3 separate regions of the Homo sapiens genome follow, and all the other regions are linked to region 1. A link is a contact called in ENCODE Hi-C or POLR2A ChIA-PET data. All regions are on one chromosome and are shown on one strand. Each heading gives the region's core, a stretch centred on a gene start or an enhancer-like site at or near the end of the contact. The rest is flanking DNA. Distances are from core to core; before and after follow the strand shown. Region 1 holds the start of GLO1 (glyoxalase I). Region 2 overlaps DNAH8 (dynein axonemal heavy chain 8). Region 3 holds the start of BTBD9-AS1 (BTBD9 antisense RNA 1).

The links. A loop is a pair of places that touch in the nucleus more often than their neighbours do. ChIA-PET counts read pairs that join two places held with the same protein, here RNA polymerase II (POLR2A). Pooled maps may share reads with other maps.
Region 2: a map of endothelial cell of umbilical vein shows a loop between it and region 1 (2.3-fold over the local background). The contact joins the enhancer-like site here to the promoter of GLO1 in region 1. A Hi-C loop is called at or near these places in 1 of 168 maps with a recorded cell type or tissue (endothelial cell of umbilical vein) and 5 of 50 pooled maps.
Region 3: a loop to region 1 is called in a pooled map, with 2.2 times the contacts of the local background. The contact joins the promoter of BTBD9-AS1 here to the promoter of GLO1 in region 1. A Hi-C loop is called at or near these places in 3 of 50 pooled maps. POLR2A ChIA-PET finds 5 or more read pairs at or near these places in 4 of 52 experiments (A673, WTC11, activated CD8-positive, alpha-beta memory T cell and 1 more).

Annotation. Positions count from the first base shown.
Region 1 is chr6:38,700,617-38,704,894 of GRCh38, reverse strand. It overlaps GLO1 (glyoxalase I), which reads left to right and starts at 1,750. Exons shown (of 6, transcript NM_006708.3): 1 at 1,750-1,924. The coding sequence starts at 1,841. RefSeq lists enhancers at 1,474-1,633, 1,814-1,913, 1,934-1,983, 2,016-2,608.
Region 2 is chr6:38,874,321-38,878,506 of GRCh38, reverse strand. It overlaps DNAH8 (dynein axonemal heavy chain 8), which reads right to left. Exons shown (of 93, transcript NM_001206927.2): 53 at 2,679-2,916. Among named protein-coding and RNA genes, the nearest start is that of DNAH8-AS1, 77 kb to the left of the region's middle. Within about 2 kb of position 1,891, at least 2 of the 41 ENCODE cell types and tissues checked have a DNase peak (open chromatin) inside an H3K27ac peak, as active enhancers do.
Region 3 is chr6:38,478,577-38,483,000 of GRCh38, reverse strand. BTBD9-AS1 (BTBD9 antisense RNA 1) reads right to left here and starts at 1,405. Exons shown (of 2, transcript NR_144472.1): 1 at 1,215-1,405; 2 at 474-934. All of the region lies in intron 6 of BTBD9 (BTB domain containing 9), which reads left to right.

The DNA.
Region 1 (4,278 bases), core at 501-3,000:
CTGGGCGACAGAGGAAGACTCCATCTAAAAAAGAAAATTAATGCAAAAGAAGACAATTTGGGGGTCTTTTCAATAATTCAGTGGTAACACACAGTATATGGAGAGTTTGTGTATTGCTCCAATTCCCGAGTTTAAAAGGTTTAAGGTCTAGTTCCATATAGAAGTCCTGCAGTTCTAATAGACTGTGTTTTGATGAAATATCCTCAGTAAGTTAGTATGAGGTATGCACAACATTTCTGCTGAAATCCTTATCCTGCCTATCATTTTGCAGTGGACATCCATGGTTCAGTTTGCCTGGCAATCCTCCCTTCTCATAAGAACATCATCGCTCTTCTTTTAGGGAACTAACAGATCCTCCCCAAACTCCAATCAGGTGGTCCTAATCCAGGTTGCCAATCGCAGTGCTTCAATCACAGGAGTAAGCACAGGTCCTAGGCCAGGCCAATCACAGCTCCTTCTTGGATTTTCCAATTTGATAAAATCCAGGCTGGCTGGATAAAATCCAGAGGGAGAGTTTACTCCCACTCCTAGTGAGAGAACAGCTGCCAAATTTCTAGTCTTATGGAGCTGGTGTCTGACAAACTGAAGCTGCGATGCAGAAAAAAGCTGAGATGAGAGACGGGGACATCTTGGTGGTGGCCAGGTGGCTAGTGCCATATACATCCCTGCCCAACCTCATTTTGGTTAGGTGAGCACCAGTCATTCCCATTTATTCTTTTAACAACAGGAAGTATTTAATGAGCATCTACTATTATGAGCCAATCATTGAAGACACAGTGATGACTAAGCCTTCCAGTGAACACAAAATATATATTAATGTAAAAAGTACTGCAAGTTATGGACATTTGGAACCTAAGTAGGCAAACCATGACTTAAATCTCATTTAGGCTGGGCACAGTGGCTACACCTGTAATCCCAGCACTTTGGGAGGCTGAGGCGGGAGGGTCACTTCAGCCCAGGAGTTGAGACCAGCCTGGGCAACATGGTGAAACCCCCATCTCAAAAAAATACAAAAATTAACTGGTCTTGGTTTTGCAGCCTGTAGTCTCAGCTAATCGGGAGGCTGAGGCCAGAGGACAGCTAGAGCCCCGGAAGTCGAGGCAGCAGTGACTGCAGTAAGCTGAGAGCACACCACTGCACTCCAGCCTGGGCGACAGAGCGAGACACTGTTAAAAAAATTAAAAAAAAAAAAAAAAGAAAGAAAGAAAGAAAAGAAAAAAGAAAAAGGAAAAGAAAACTTATTTAATTCTCAACAAATCCTGTTAGGAAGCTCAGAGAGGGTCAGTAATTATTGCAAGTTTCTAGCGCTAATATATAGCGGAACCAAGACTTGAACATAGGTTTTCGACTCAACAATTGTTTTAATTACTCTGCGCTGCGTAAACTGAGAAACCTCTGAATCCTTACAATTTTAAAAGAACAACTTACAGTTTTCAGTTTCCATCAGATTCCAATTTTCTACCAAATTGCAGCCCTGAGGTATGAATGGTTACCAAACTTTAGTTAAACAAACAAAATTAGCTCATTAAGTAACAGAGAAACCACTCTGCCCAGCCTGCATTTTTTTTTTTTTTTTTGTATGAGTTTGCCTCCTTTATGCGCAAGGCTCCTTGGGAGTTGTAGTCTGAGGCATAGTCCTGTGGGTGGAGGCGCTGACTCACTGGGACCCAATCAGCAGAGAGTCAACTTGCTCTCCGCGCAGCGATTGGCTGGAAGTCAGCGGTCTCCCGCCCGCGGCGCCATCGCGCCATTCCTAGTTAAGGCGGCACAGGGCCGAGGCGTAGTGTGGGTGACTCCTCCGTTCCTTGGGTCCCGTCGTCTGTGATACTGCAGCGCAGCCATGGCAGAACCGCAGCCCCCGTCCGGCGGCCTCACGGACGAGGCCGCCCTCAGTTGCTGCTCCGACGCGGACCCCAGTACCAAGGTGGGCACAGGACCGAAGGGAACGGCTCCCCCAGCTCCGCTGGGCCGGGACCGGGCCGCATTCTATCCAACCCCATCCCGCCGCCGCTGCAGGTCCGCCGGCCTCGGGCGGACGGGAGTGTGATGGGAAGAGGGATAATGGTGTTTGATGGGGCGATCGTGGGGCCCGCGAAGTGTGGAGGGGATCTGTTGCCTCAGCTAGTTTCAAAGACTGCGACCCTGTTTTGAATTGGCTTGTTTATGTTGCGACGGTGGCTGGAAGCCAGGCCAACCCAGGGTCAGCTTTCCCAAATCAGTCGCCAAGGCCCACGAGAACAGTAGTTTCAGAACTCCCAGAAATAGGTTCAAAGATGCCTGTCCTGTACCAGTCCTGCCCAGCCTCGTTTTTCCTTACCACCCTGACTGCAGTCTTAACTCCTGCAAACTAATTTGATCGCTCTAAGTTTAACCGCGCCCAGAATTTCACTTTTGCTTGCTTGGCCTTTGCTGTGGGTCACAACAGCCCTTCTTGCCTTCCTCATCTTCGTGGGGCCCAGGAGAGATTACAGAATCATAGAGTTTGGATCTGAAAGGAATCTTAGAAATTCCTTCTCTTACCCTCTCGTTTTACAGTAATGACCCAGTAAGAGAAATGACCTGTTGCATACAAAGGCTTTCACTTACCGAACATGTCTTTACTGGGTAAGAATCAGTGTAACTCACTCAGGTGTGGTGTTTCGGTTGCCTTGTTAAGATCAGACACAGTTGGCGGGCGCGGTGGCTCACGCCTGTAATCCCAGCACTTTGGGAGGCCAAGGCGGGCGGATCACGAGGTCAAGAGGTAGAGACCATCCTAACACGGTGAAACCCCGTCTCTACTAAAAATACAAAAAAATGAGCTGGGCGTGGTGGCGGGTGCCTGTAGTCCCAGCTACTCGGGAGGCTGAGGCAGGAGAATGGCATGAACCCGGGAGGCGGAGCTTGCAGTGAGCTGAGATCGTGCCACTGCACTCCAGCCTGGGCGACAGAGTGAGACTCTGTCTAAAAAAAAAAAAAAAAAAAAATTCAGGCACAGTAACCGCTGTTTATTCCAGTGAAGTCATCAGTGTCTGTAAACACCTTTGTATTTATTTATTTGACTACATCATTTGTAAATTCCTTGAAGATTGAATATGTGCTTCGTGCAGACCTTTAAAAGGGGTAGATAAGTGGTCCATGACTCTGGTCCCTGCTTGTTCTTTACCTTCAGGGCAAAGAGTCAGACACATCTCATTGCTAAAACTTTTGACTAGCACCTGGTACTTGGCTTAGGAAAAATGTTAGTCATTGCAAAATTAAGGGGGAAGGTAAAAAAATTCCGTCATGCCCATCTCACTTGTATATCCCTTAATATTAATACCTGGTTTTTTCATATAATGTAAATTGAGTCACTCAGTGTAAAGTATTTTCCCAGATAACTAGGGGTTTTATGTAATGGGGTTTTCAAATAAAAAGGATTCCAGGGATATCTTTATAAAATATACTAAGTAAATGTCCTTGCAGCTTAATTTACATTCCACAGTATCTAAATTTCTCTTGATGATTCGGAGTAATTAATTTTGAGATCAGTAATTTTTGGCCATGGGAGACATAAAATGGAATACATAATAATAGCTGGTATATATTGAGTGTGCCAGGCCCTGGCTTGGTATTTTAAGTACATTGTTTAATTTAATCCTAACAACAACCCTATGAAGAAGGCATAATTATGATCTTCATTTTACAAATAAGGACACTCAGGCACATAGAGGTGTTGAGTGATTTGCCCAGGGAGGACCCCACACTTCCAACCTCCACCCTGTTCTGCTTCTGGGGTGCTGACTCCAGCAGTAATTTTGGAATTTGCCATAAAGGAAAATAAAAAACCTCAATGAAGGCTGGGTGCAGTGGCTCATGCCTGTAATCCCAGCACTTTGGGAGAGCGAGGTGGGCAGATCACCTGAGGTTAGCAGTTCGAGACCAGCCTGGCCAACATGGCAAAACTCTGCTCTACTAAAAATACAAAAATTAGCTGGGCATGGTGGCGGGCACCTGTAATCCCAGCTACTTGGGAGGCTGAGGCAGGAAAATCACTTGAACCCATGAGGTGGAGGTTGCAGGGAGCCGAGATCATGCCACTGCATTCCAGCTTGGGTGACAGAGTGAGACTTTGTCCAAAAAAAAAAAAAAACCCTCAATGAATTAAATTCAGTTTGATCACTTGATACATTTATGCTATATGTAAAGAAGATGGTAAGTACTTTGGGGATACTGGGATAAACAAGATGAGGTTCCCTCCCTTCACCAACTTATATCAACTCTAATATACAATGGACCTGGGGTTAGTGTGCTATTGAA
Region 2 (4,186 bases), core at 642-3,141, 170 kb before region 1:
GCTGTTCTATTTTTTGTTTCATTGATTTCTGCTTTGATCATGGTTCTTTCTTCTGCTTACTTTGGGTTTAATTTGCTTTTCTTTTCCTAACTTATTAAGGAAGAAGTTGAAATCATTGTTTTGAGACCTTTCTTCTTTTCTAGTAAAGACATAAAGTGCTGTAAAGTCTCCCTATCGAGAATTGTTATATGACCCAGAATATCTTGGTAAGTGTTTTCCGTGCACTGGAAAAAAATGTATATTCTGCTGTTTTGGGCTGAAGCATTCTATAATTTTGAATTCAGGGTATTGATAGTGTTGTTAAAGTCTTCCATATATTTACTAATTTTGTCTATTTGTTCTATCAATTATTCAAAATATTGACACCTTTAGTATAACTGTGGATTTGTCTTTCTGTTTCTGTTGTTCTCTGACACTTCCTCCTTGTGCAGATTTCTCCTCTCTGGTGCTCTGCCCTGCAAATTCCAGCCACCTTGGCCTCTCCCAAATCAACCTCTGCCTTCTCATTTGGTGAGACAGCCAATTCTATTTGATCTTCCCCTCCCTGAGCTGCTTCTAGAAACTGCATCCATGCAATAAACTAATGCAATCACCTTGTTTCACTTCCCTCGGTGATTTCAGTCCAGTAGTGCCTATTGTCCAATCTCTGAAAAAAAACCGTCTTACACATTTTGTCCAGTTTTCTATATTTTTAATATAAGAGGTTAAACCCAGTCCCCATTACTCCATCTTCGCTGGAAGCATAAGTCTCCTTACTTCATTTTAAATCTATGAATGAAGTCTTCTCCAAAGATGTTAATGTCCATAAAAAAATTAAAAGGATGGATGAAGAATGAGTTAAGAAAGGGCTGGCTAGAAGTCAGCTGAGTGGACATGTTAGGGCCCTAAATAACCACTAAGTGCATAATATCTTAGTTCATTTCGTGGCCACAAAGGCTCGGGCAAATAAATTTCGTCAAAAGTAGTTACTTAGGATGGCAAGACTGAATGCCTGCAACCCCTCAATATTTTAGTCAACAGACCACTTCAGGACCACCTTGAAGAAGGAATATGAGTCTAGATTGTTGTCAACCTTTTGTTAACATCTCCATTAAAAATAAGAAAACATCATTGTCTAAACTTACAGAACCAGTCCTAGCTACTTGGAAGAAAATGTCACAAACATCACTGGACTGCTCTTTAAGAAATGTGGCAATACATATTTTTGATGGCACAGAGGAAGGTAATTATTTTATTGGCTTCCTTATTAGATGCCATCTCAATCCCCTAACCAAGGCTCTGCCATGGTTGGAAAATTGCTGCTGATGAATTTCACTCTCTGAGTAACTTGGGGCCCGGCCTCTGAATAAGGACAAGGCACTCAGAGGGAGGCAATCTGAACCTTTAAACATCATAGAACTCCGGCTGCTCAGAAAGCAGCGCTGTGGAGGAGCTTGGCTCTGGATTCTAAGGGAGTGCATATCTAGATTTAAAGATTCCTTTGTTAGTTTGCATTTTGAGTTAGAGTGCCCTTTTGCCATCTCAAACCTTTAGCAGCATCTAACACATGTAATACAATTATTGGCCTTTCTGGTTAAAGATGGCCCACTGAAAAAATTTATTTATCTCAGTCCCTTTCAAACACAAATTTCCACTTAATCCCCAGTTTTGGTATGATTCTCCCACTCTTAAATGTGCCTGGTGTCCCCAAGTCTAGGAAACCCTCTATTTTACACGATTCAAACAGTAACTCTTTAGTCTTGCCAGTGTGGGGAAGGCCGATTGTCTGGCAGCAGGGCTTTGGAAAGCGGCCCAGGAGGTCTTTTTCTCAAACAGACTTATAACCAGCCCTGTGGTTTTTAGCTCAACTTTTGCCCCAGTTTCCACTTCCTGAGCCCTTTGAATGTCCTGTGACGTGCGCTTCTCAATTACTTCTCAGCTCTTCCCACTGCCAGTGTGCTAAATCGACTGCCGCTTACCTTACTGCTTTCTTGCTTTCAAAATTTGGCTATTGCTGTCTACTCTCCTGCTCCAGTTGTCCTTCAGTTTATTCATTAAAACAAACAAACAAAAGACTATTGCTGTTTTTGAGTTTTTAGGAAGAACCAGAGGTAATTAGAGTTTTTAGGAAGCATATTTTTCCTCTTTGGAACTTTGAAGAATCAGGGCCTGGGCTCTGGATGAAAGCACCAAGTTCAAAGGCATTTCTTTTAAGGAGCAGTGAGCTGGGCCCGGCCATACATGGAAGGCTGGGGGGCTAAGGTGACAGCGCTGGACCTTGAGGAATCTGCTACGTTCATTCTCTACTCATTCTGGCATTCCCAACAGGGGAATTGTGGGGCTGATCCGTTATGTGTATTAGCATGCTTTGCATCATGAAGAATCTGTGTTCTCCACGCTGCTACCTTTCCTATTCCAGCATTAGAAAGTAGATGTTGTACAAGGTATTACTAACTTATTTATGCCAGATTTTACTGAGCCCACTCCAAAAGGAGAAGTCAAGAGTCTCAATATCAGTTTCGGGCACAATTCATATGCAAAATTCCACTCTCTTTCAAATACATGCTCTTTTCAAAATGGTATTAACAATTATGTTTTCATAATTGTTTTAATATTCTCTCATAGAAGAGTTTATGAAAGCTTATATTTTCTCATTTGAAAAAAGTCATTTCATTTAAGGTATAGTTCAGTGGGCTTACCATAATCAGTAACATAAAACTCATACATGGTTTGATTTGAGCCTTTAGGTATTTCTGGTAAGTCCAACTTGCTTTCATGCTGCCGTAAGAAGGCTTCAAGCTTTTCTCTGCTTTCTAATTCCAGAAGGGCTCCTAAACTCCACATTAGGCCAAACACAAATAATTTATGAAGATGTTCGACACAGGAAACACCGCCTTCTTCTTTGGAGGGAATTAACCCTTCCAGAAGATTGAGAGACTGAAAATGTTTCAAATAAAATAAATTTTTAAATTAAAATTTTGAAAATAAAAAATTGTAAATAATAGTAAAATTAAAAGGAGGAAGGAAGAGAGAAGAAAAATAGATATATCTCAAGCTATTGCTTGATCACCGTCCTACAGCCAACAGCACGTAGAAGAAAGGCTATCCTGTTTTAGACAGGCAGCATGGTCTAGCAGAAAGGATGCTGAACTGAAAATCTGCTCCTGTGGTTTCAACCCTCAGCTCATCCCACTGACCTCTCTGAGTCTCAATTTCCTACTGGGAAAGCAAAAGGCCTAGACTCGATGTAAGCAGCTAAGGTAGCTACTGGTTCTAAAGTTAAGTTATCTAAATTTTCCAGATCAAAGATTCTATTTCTTTGTAAAATTTTGCAGGACTTAGCAAACTGTGGCCCTAGAGGCTGGCCACCTGTTTGGTAAATAAAGTTTTACTGGAACACACACACAGTCACACTCATTCACCTATGCATTGTCTCTAGCTGCTTTTGTGCTACAACAGCAAAGCTGAGTGGTTGAGACAGAGAGTTGTGCAAAGCCTAAAATATTTATTAATACTACCTGGCCCTTTAAGAAAAAGTGTGCCAATGCCCTATAGCATCAGAAAGACAAGTACAGTAGGACATCCTCGGTCTTTCAAAACAAAATTACTTCAAAATAAAATATTGTCTTCTATGATCCATTTTAAAGTAATTACTAAATAATTCACTGATTTCGGCCTTATATATTGTTTCTAACCTACCCACAAATGACTGACTCTCTTAACTGAGAATTGAAGCTCTAGAATGTGTAAGGAGAGATCACCTATAGATCAGAATTAGGAGAGCCCTTGAAGATCTATGATTAATTCTGTTTTAACTCAAAGACTAATAAGGAAAACCGAGTAGGAAATAAAGAATGCTGGCTGGGCATGGTGGCTCATGCCTGCAATCCTAGCACTTTAGGAGGCTGAGGCAGGAGGACTGCTTGAGTCCAGGAGCCTAGACCAGCCTGGGCAACATACAGAGACCCTGTCTCTATAAAAAATCTAAAAATTAGCTGGGCATGGTGGTGTGTGCCTGTAGCCCCAACAACTTCAAAGGCTAAGGCAGGAGGACAGCTCGAGCCCAGGACTTCAAGGTTGCAGTGAGTTATGATTGATTGCACCACTACACTCCAGCCTGGGCAACAGGCAAGACCTTGTTGAAAGAAAAGAAAGAAAAGGAAAGAAAAGAAAGGAAAAGAAAAGAAGAGAGAGAGAGGGAGGGAAG
Region 3 (4,424 bases), core at 156-2,655, 220 kb after region 1:
ATGGGAGAGGGGCTGGATCTCTAGCTCAAGGAGAAGATTGACTTTAGGTAGAATTGAGGTTCCTTCTTTTCCTGTAACAGGAGGAAAGGCAGAGTATGTAGAATAGATGTACCCAGATTGAAAGAGGCAAAAATGGAAGCCTTACCTTCATGTTGACAGTGCTTGTGCCTTGGTGGGTCTTTGTGGTATATCATGGCCTCAAGCTCTGTTTTTGCAGGTCCACTGAGTTATTTGTGCTATATATATTCTTTTCCTACCCAGGCCATCTATCTCAGATACAGATCTGTTTACATGTCTGTCTCCCCCACTAAACTGGCATCTCTTCAACAAGAGTAGTTATCTTTGTATCTCCAGACATAGCTCAGTGTTTGGCAAGAACTGAGTTGAAGGAATGACAGCTACATCAGTAGAAAGGACTCATATAACAGCTACACAAACATGCGGTAGAAAGGAAAGTAATTCAAGAGCATGAATAAAATTAAGTGTTTATATCTTAGAATAATTAATATGATTTCTCTCTTTTAAGTGGAATACATTGTTACTGAACACCAGAATTGAGGGGTAGCTAAAAGTAAAAAAAAAAAAAAAAGAAAGAGAAAGGATCACCTCACACCTCACTACCATCTGGAAAGAAGATGAGCTTTTAACAGCCCCTTTCAGTAGGGACGAGTTAGTGCCTGGCATGCTTTGGTGGGAAGCACATTTCTAGGTTCAGGAGAAAGTGAGAATCAAACGTGTCTGGGAAAAGGAGATCCCAGTGTGATCAGCTTGCTTGTGGAAGATTAGCAGGGGTTGGGGGCGTAGAGGGCTTCGGGCAAGAGTAAATGTTAATGAGAGATGGCTTAAGCAGACTTGTGCCCAAACGAGTGAGAACAATTTGACAGGAAGTTCAGTTGAGCATGTGTAGCACTTCTCCAAATGCTTTCTTCTTGGACTGGGAAGAAACACAACAAAACAAAATAGTTACTTTCCCCTTCAACATTATACAGCACATCCTAAATGAAACATGACTTTCTGAGTTACAAGCTGCCCCTGGCAAAAAGGCTGGTTATAATCTCAGTGTGTTCCCTGAAACTAATGTTCCTTGGGCACTCCAGATTTGTGTGACGTACTGTAAGTTATATCCAACTGAACTGTTCTTTTAACTGCCTGCATTAAGCATCATCAAATAAGTTGCGCTGAAAGGAACCACCTGAATAAAGAAGCTTTTATACCTTTGTAAGTCCTCACTGCATGACCCTAGGTCACTGCTGTTGAACTTGGGAGCTTTCTCTCCCACTTTTCACTCTCTTGCCTTTAATGGATGGGGGTCTCCACACCAGGTTTTCTTTCTCTCTCATCTGCCAGGTGCTAGCAAATGGTGCTGCCAGCCTCATTAGGGGAGAGGGGGTAGTGTGGAGGCAGGCACTGGCCCCTCCCTCATGTGCCCCGCTTCCCAGAGGCCTATGGGATACCAACTGAAAAGAGGTCGTGAGCAGAGCTGCTCACCCTGGAATTCATTTTCTCTAGACTCATTAAAATGCTGCCTTCCTATCTCCCTTGGATTTTTACTTTTCAAAACACTTTACGATGTGCGGCCTCATTTTATTTTACATTAAGCTGACAACCTAACATCTCACCAAGTATCAACTGGGAATACAATTTTGCACTCACTGTGCTGTGCCATCTTGCCAAGTTTTGTCTTTGTTACTCAGCTCTCATTCAGAAAGGAATTAATTTGAATTATATGATGCTATGGTTGTCTCCTTGAAGAAGGGCTAGATTCCTGCACACCTTGGGAAAGTATCTATCTGTGAATGTACTTGAATCTTCCAGGTTATATGCCATTCTTCTCTCTTCTTTCCCTTTCACATCATCATGGGCTCCTCTCACGTTAGAATAAACCTTTCTGTTTTGCCTCTCCCTACTCAATGGGATTTCCATTGTTTCTGTCTTCACTTCCTTTTACCTGGGAGAAGCTGATACTGATGGAAAGGCATTTTTGAGTCTAGATATAAAGCTCTTTGTTTAAAGAGCATTTTTAAAAGAAGGGAATTTTTACATTGCCAAAGGTACCCAGGTGTTGCCTTCCTTCCCCATGAGGATTTTGCACAGAGCGCACATTCATACCCACTATCTCTTAGTGTCAGCCTGTGTGATGGCTATATGCTGTCTACCAACACTACAGTCTGTTTGGGAAGCGCCAAATCTTGGGTAGGCACTGGATCTAAAACTGGCACTGGAATCATCCACTCAGAGGAAGAAAGATTGAGGTCAGGTGGGGAATAAGACAGGCAAGTTGTCAGGCTTCTTTTCAGATGGTTCTCAGAGTACACTTCCATTACTTAGAACAGTGGGTTTGGTGGGGGGTTTTGGCGTGTTCTATAGCTGAGCTACAAGCAAAATTAGAGCTTTTTACTTATATACTACTTTGCATGGAGGTAGTCTCAGGGTCCCAGTTACAGCACTGATTTCTTGAAAAGAGTTTGATGTTCTGGCCCATGCTTAATTTAAATGAGAGGCTAAAAGCAGATTGTGTAACCCACCAATGCCCATTTGACAGGACTTGCACCAATCTGACCTACACTTTCATAAGAGCTCCTAAGCAGAGTGCTGTACTGTGGGTCTTCTGCCTTAACTCCAGGAATGGCAGAGATGAGCTACTGTTTATTGAGCACCGACAAAGGAGAGGTACTCTGAGTGTTGAATGCATGCTGTCTCTCAGCCCACAAGAGCCCTGCAAAGGAAGTGCATTGCTCCCCGTATTTATGGATGAGGAAGCTGAGTATCAAGAAGCTTGCTCAGAATCATGCAGCTAGCAAGGAGCAAGGCAGGGTTTCAGAGCTACGTTTATCTGTTTCCAAAGAGTACACTCTCCCCTCAATTCCCAGTAGTACTTCTCCAGTAAATCTTAAGTATTGTATTGCTTTTTTCCCTTCTATTTCTCTTAGCAGTCTATAGAAAAGAGCGTTTATTTAAAGATTTTAGTGCTCATCTGGGCATAGTGACTCATGCCTGTAATCTCCACACCTTGGGAGGCCGAGGCAGGAGGATCGCTTGAGCCCAGGAGTTCCAGACCAGCCTGGGCAACATGACGGAACCCTTTCTCTACCAAAAATACAAAAGTTAGCTGGGCATGGTGGTGCACACCTGTAGTCCCAGCTACTCAGGAGGCTGAGGCAGCGGGATTGCTTGAGCCCGAGAGGTGGAGGTTGCAGTGAGCCGAGATCACGCCACTGCACTCTAGCCTGGGCGACAGAGCCAGATCCTGTCTTTTAAAAATAAAAATAAAAATAAAAAAAGATTTTAGTGCCCCCTATAACTTGAGGCTTGGATTCTGAAGTGAAAGTTGTTGTTCTGAGAGGTGTTGATTGAGCAGTAGTAATACCAACTACATCAGTGGGACTTGGTGGCCCAGTCACACGGATGCAGTCAGAAAGGGAGTGTTACCTCATAAAGCAGTGATTCAAGCCTGGGCTTGGATTTTAAAATGTTGGAAAGTTGTGAAGAAATGGGATTTTTTTTTTCTTCCAAAGATTGTAATAACTTTGCCATTGTACCATTAACATAGTCACCACCTCATGTTTGTCATGTAACCAATTTATGTTTTTACTAACATTGAGGAAATGATTTTTTTTATGCTTCCTCCTTTCTATCTTTCAATTTTTTCCCATCTACACTGTGTGGATTATCAGATAAACAGGAAGGTCAGTGCTCGCTTAACCAGGGTTTGGCCAGTGCTCAGTGGGTGGGAAGCCGTCGGGAGAGGAGCTGGAGGGGTTGTGTGTCTGAACCCCTGTGCTCCACATTGGGCGCCTGTCAGGTTCCACTGACTTTTCATTGTATATTTGGAAACTCTTTCATAGCCAGAGCAAAGCCCAGGGAAATCTCTCCTCCTGTGGTGTTGGTCGCGTTCTTGTAGTTTCCATTTGATAACAGCATAGTTTACAGAGAACTTTTTGAGCTTTTGGAGAACTCCTGAGACTTATTTTGTCTTTGCCTGCAGCCAAAATAATTGAAGCATTGTCAGTCTATTTCAGCAGCACTTCTTCAGGTAGACTGTGATACTATTTGGGATGTTCAGATAGACCAAAGAGAACACAGATTGTAGCTCCTCCTGGAGCTATAATCCTGGTTTTATATATGATAAAAGTGAAATGGAATTTTAGCTCACAAGACATACCAAGGCGACTTGGTCATTATATAGTAGCAGCCTCGCTTATAATTTCCAGAGTTTCCTCTGAGTTTTAATCTGGCATTTGTTTCTTCCCTTCTCCAAGGAAAACAGGAGTTCTTAGCTCTTCCCTGTAGCTTCTGAAATAAATTCACACAGAATTTGAAGGCAAGTGAAGTAGGTCAGAATCCTTCCGGAAGCCAAGAACCCACTTATCTTCCCTCCTTTAGTTTTCTGTTTTGTCTGCCCATGCACATTTCCTCTTAGGTCC